Regions from separate parts of the Homo sapiens genome. Here region 2 is linked to region 1. The links are chromatin loops, found by intact Hi-C in ENCODE. Cell type or tissue: PC-3. All regions are shown on one strand.

What was found. A loop is a pair of places that touch in the nucleus more often than their neighbours do. Peaks named below come from ENCODE experiments on the same cell type or tissue, not always from the same donor. Only the 100,000 strongest peaks of a DNase experiment are listed, where the experiment ranks them.
Region 2: it touches region 1 in a loop (2.7-fold over the local background); 25 of 110 quality-filtered maps call a loop at or near these places.

Annotation. Positions count from the first base shown.
Region 1 is chr2:48,588,190-48,590,689 of GRCh38, forward strand. The region is part of intron 2 of STON1-GTF2A1L (STON1-GTF2A1L readthrough); the gene reads left to right. All of the region lies in intron 2 of STON1 (stonin 1), which reads left to right. Among named protein-coding and RNA genes, the nearest start is that of GTF2A1L, 28 kb to the right of the region's middle. In PC-3, a CTCF peak has its summit at 1,186 (motif pointing left); a DNase peak (open chromatin) is centred at 1,162.
Region 2 is chr2:48,530,005-48,532,504 of GRCh38, forward strand. All of the region lies in intron 1 of STON1-GTF2A1L (STON1-GTF2A1L readthrough), which reads left to right. It overlaps STON1 (stonin 1), which reads left to right and starts at 150. Exons shown (of 4, transcript NM_006873.4): 1 at 150-212. RefSeq lists an enhancer at 143-690 and a silencer at 282-481. In PC-3, no CTCF peak of the experiment used is centred here; a DNase peak (open chromatin) is centred at 1,377; H3K4me3 peaks cover 1,328 bases; H3K27ac peaks cover 1,252 bases.

The DNA.
Region 1 (2,500 bases):
AATGCATCTGGCCCAAGGAATACGCTTAGAATAGCAGGATCCCAGAATGCATCTCTATTTTTCTATATGACTTTTAGATCAGTTGTGTATTTAGAGAACATAAAGTTTTTAAAAAGCTCTTTAAAATTTTATCCTTTTCAAGATTGTCTCGGAAAACTTTGCATTATTTGAAAAGATACTTCGAAAATGGAAACTGAATGAATAGCACTGGAGTGCAGTGGCGAGGTCTCAGCTCACTGCAACCTCTACCTCCCAGGCTCAAGCCATCCTCCCACCTCAGCCTCCCAAGTAGCTGGGACCACAGCACGTGCCATCACACCTGGTTAATTTTTTGTATTTTTGGTAGAGATGAGGTTTTGCCGTGTTGCTCAGGCTGGTCTCGAACTTCTCAGCTCAGGCAACCCACCCGCCTTGGCCTTCCGAGTGCTGGGATTATAGGTATAAGCTACCTACCGCACCTGGCAAGAACATATAAACTAGTCTACTATGTTCTAATTATAAAACTTTTTTTTAAATTTTTTTTCCTTCCTGGGAATTTGAGGGATCAGGATTGACCTTTTTTACTGGGGAAATCACCTGTGATTTCTGGAAAGGTGGGGAGGGCTGCTGGTCCCTTAATGTCCCTTCTAACCAGCTTGTCAATGCTTAGTATTCCTTTGACAGTGGGCAGGTCTTTCATTTTGCAACAAAGGTTTGCCTGAGGCACTAGCTCACAGACTTCATTCATACTAAGGTGTGAATGACAGCAGAGGAGCTTAGGCTTTGTTGGGGTGATAGAGAGAGAAAGAGAAAGGAAGAAAGAGAAAGACAGCTGAAGACAAATGAGGATGCTGGTTAGCCAGAGGAGGTGTATATGGTGGCACAGAATTATTAAGGGGAATGAGAGTGGTGGAGGAGCAATTAAATATATCTACCTCTAACTTCCCAATTTTTCGACTTTTCTCTTTTTTTCTTCTGCCCTGTCATCAGCACGTTGGTTGCTCTCTCCTCCTCCACTCTGTCATCCTCTTGCTATTCTTTCCCTTCGGCCCTCTAACAGTTCAGTTTCAGGTGTAAAATATTTTGGTTCAGGAGGGACTGGATATCAACTAGACCTAAGATTTTGTGATTTACATTCCCCGTCCTAAGAAAAGGAATTATGTTGAGTGAACAATGACCAAAGCTGGACAGTTCCCCCTGGTGGTCAGCACTGCGACAACACGATTTTCCTCTATCTTTTATTCATTAATTGGTGAATTTGAAAATAATCTGTTAAGCCCCAAACATGACAGACATTGTGCTAAGGACAGACATGACACCTGTCCCTGTGGGGCAGAAAGTCTGAAGAGGGAGTGTGTTACTAAACATTGTAGAGCATTTAGCATTTTCAAAAGCCTTAAAAAATAAGCCAGAAAACTTGAAAGGAAAAAGGCTTTTACCATTTTTAAAGAAAAGCAGGTAGAAAGGTTTTGTTTCTGACATTTTTTGTACCACTAAGTCTTCAATTTGGGTTTAGTTCTTCAATTTTCATCGTAAAATTTCCCCAAATAATTTTTTCTTATAAAGTGTGAGTATCAAATCAGATCATGTGTAGTATAATTTTTAACTCCGAATGTGTAACATTCACAGTCCCTTTATTAGCAAAATTATAGTAATTAAATAATACTGGCTTTATAATTGAATAGCACTTTGCAAAATAATATGTCTGGCTCATCTATATTGCTATAGAATACTACTGCCCCAGTGCTGTATGCATATGAACTGGTTAATCCTCACAACAGCCCTTATAAGGTTCAGGTTATCCTCATTATCCACATTTTTAGATGAAGAAACTGAGGCTCAGAGAGATAAGCAATTTGTAACCCTAGCCTTAACCACTTTGCCATAACAAGACAGAAGAATGCCTGCAGTAAGTGTAAATGAACTTACTGTATCCTCACTGCAGACAGAGGACTAAAAAGAGTAATGGGGTTTGCAATCTTTCTGGGTGTGTGTGTATGAGAATGAAGTTATCACTTGCCTCCAGTGATCAGGTTGTTAAGAGCACCTCAGAGGCCACTGTTGTCCTACCCTTCCTGTAAGTGGTAGAGATGGCTAATGAGCATCTGTTGGTTAACTGATTGATGATTTCTCAAGGCTTTTTACAGCCTTAGAATTCTATTAGTCACTCTACAAGAAACAGGTTGTATGGAACGAAAGGTAATTTATCTTTTAAGAATTAAGTGAAATCCTTTAAACTCTTGTTTTTGTGCCTAAAGCTATATTCTGATGGAAATGCTCTTTCTCTAGCTATGTCAGTGGTACAGTAATTTAATCTGGTTCTTGAAATTACTCTTTATCTCATACATTTATTTAAGTAAAGATAGCCACATTAGATATGGAGATGCTATGAACAATGCAACAGAATCATGGAATGTTTGTAAAGCTGCTGCAGTGATTACAATGAAAATATTGATCATTTCCTTATAACACACACACACACACACACACACTATATGACCCCCATCTAAAATCTTTGAAA
Region 2 (2,500 bases), 58 kb before region 1:
GAAGAGAGAAGGGAGGCTCAGCAGGGGAGGAGGGGCGGGGGCGGGGGCGGGAGCGGGAGGAGTCACTGCGCCGCGGCCGCCCCTCCCCGCCCTCCACTCGGCGGCCCCGGGTCTTCCTCCCCCTCCTCCTCCCCCTCCTCCTCCCCCTCCTCTTCCTCCGCCTCCTGGTGTGGCTGGCTGCGGCCAGAATCGGAGCCCCAACCGCGCTGCCGGTGAGTGACCAGCCCCAGGGGACAGAGACGGGAGGCCTGGGACCCCCCCTCTCCAGGGTGGGGCCTCCCGCCGTGTCTGGGAAAGTTTGCGGGCGCCCCGGGACGCGGGCATCTCCAGGGCCGCTCGGCGCCTCCCCATCTCCCCGCGCCCGCCCTGGCCGCCCCCAGGGGCGCCCTGGGGCCCGCAGAGGGATGGCCTCCCGGCAGGGACTCCTCGGCTCCCCTCTGTTCTGAGACTGCTGCTGGGACCGGGGTCCGACTCTAAAGAGAAAACTCAAACAGCAAAAAAAGGAATATCGACTCAGTTCCGAGGGCGGGGGCCGGGGCTCGTTCTCACCCGCGCGCGGCCCCTCGACCTCTCGGACCCGGGCCACCAGCTCTGCGCCCCTCACGCCTCCCTCGGGGTCTCTGTGTCTCTCTCCCGCTCCCGGACTCCCTCCTCCTTCTGACTGCTGTTATTTGGGCTGTTGTCCCTCCCCGCTCCCTGGTACCTCAGCTCGGACCTTAGCCTGTGCCTGCAGCCCGGAGTCCCCTCCTGCCCTGGAAGGCAAGGAGCCAGGCCACGGGGCCACAGCCGCGGGGGCCACCACACTGGCCCAAATATTTCCTGCAGGTATGACCATTCACTGGGTATTGGGGTTGGGTCCCTTGGACCCACAAACTGAACCTCGTGGGTACAGGGAAAAATTAAAATATATTCCTCCTTAGGATTGTACTGCTTCTGTTGGTTTGGCATCTTTTTATTTTTAACCCTTCTAACTGTGCTTTCTTCGAATAATAATGATACTTCATGTAATTAGCGTTTCTAATATCTAAAGACAGAAGAAGGAAGAAAATAAACGGAAGAGAGAGAATGCTTGCTAAAAATACTCATTTTTGACTTCAGTCCACACTCGACTGTTTTCCTGGGAGATAGAAGTTCAGTGTAGCTTGTTTTCAGACTAACCGCAAACACGATTACAGCCTCCTCCAGGCTAGAAGTTTTAATTTGCCTGACATGCAGCACACTGTTTGTTGGTATTCCCAGCCTGGCATTCCCGTCTGCATAGCTCTAGTCTCCCTCCCAACTCCCCCACCCCCACTTTCTTTCTCATAAAAGGGAGCTGTGAAAACAAGGCAATGGGAGAGGCTCAAACGAGCTGGACCACATAATAAAAACAGCCCTACTTATTTTAATCCTGAGGCTATGGACTCCCCTGGACTCTGATTGGGTGGAAGAATTGTTTAGTTCATTTGTGTGGTTTTTCTGTCAGTAGTTATTATGGTTGAATCAGTGTTTCCATGACAGTCTTGCTTCTGTGGGCACGATGGGGAGCCTGTTAATTCTCGGATGGGTCTGGACAGATCAAGTCTGGAGTCTGGAGAGATTTTTCAGGGCTTGACCTGGGCTGATATTGCAAACCTCTGCACACTCACTCAGAACCAGAGCAGCCGGGAGCAGCCTGAGCTGGGGTTTTCTTCCACATGATCTGGGAAGAAAAAGCTCTACCAAGGAGCGAACTGTGTGAGCATGGTTGCTGGGGGATGTTGAATGTTTTACGTTTTTAGGAAGAACACACTTCTCAAAACTTTAGCCATTCCTGTTTCCATACAAACAATAAATGTGGTTGTAACAAATGTAGTAGATCAGATTCTGAACAACCCCTTAAAAAACAGGTCCAAGTATTGAACCATTTGGAAATAAAGATTTTATTTTATTTGAATTCTACTGGAAATAAAAGAGTTTATGTTAAAAAGGATGTAATTCACTTCTCTCCACTGATGCAGTTTGACAGTTCCCCATTGGTATGAATCAGTTAGGTTTTATTGTGGTCTCAAAACATCATTAAGGCAGGGCACAACATCATTAAGGCAGGGCACGGGGTTCATGCCTATAATCCCAGCATTTTGGGAGGCCGGGGCGGGCAGATCACTTGAGGTCAGGAGTTCGAGACCAGCCTGGCCAACCTGATGAAACCCCGTCTCTATTAAAAATACAAAAGCTAGCTGGGCCAGGTGGCGGGAACCTGTAATTCCCAGCTACTTGGGAGGTTGAGGCGGAAGAATCGTTTGAACCTGGGAGGCGGAGGTTGCAGTGAGCCGAGATTACACCACTGCACTCCATCCTGGGCGACACAGCAAGACTCTGTCTAAATAAATAAATAAATAAATAAATAAATAAATAAATAAATAATTGATAGGCAAGTGTTGTGACTGTGACTTCCATTCAAAAAGTAAGTCCAAAAAAAAAAAAAAACAACAAAAGTAAGTCCATAAATTCTGAGCTTGTTTGGCCCTGTTGCTTAGAA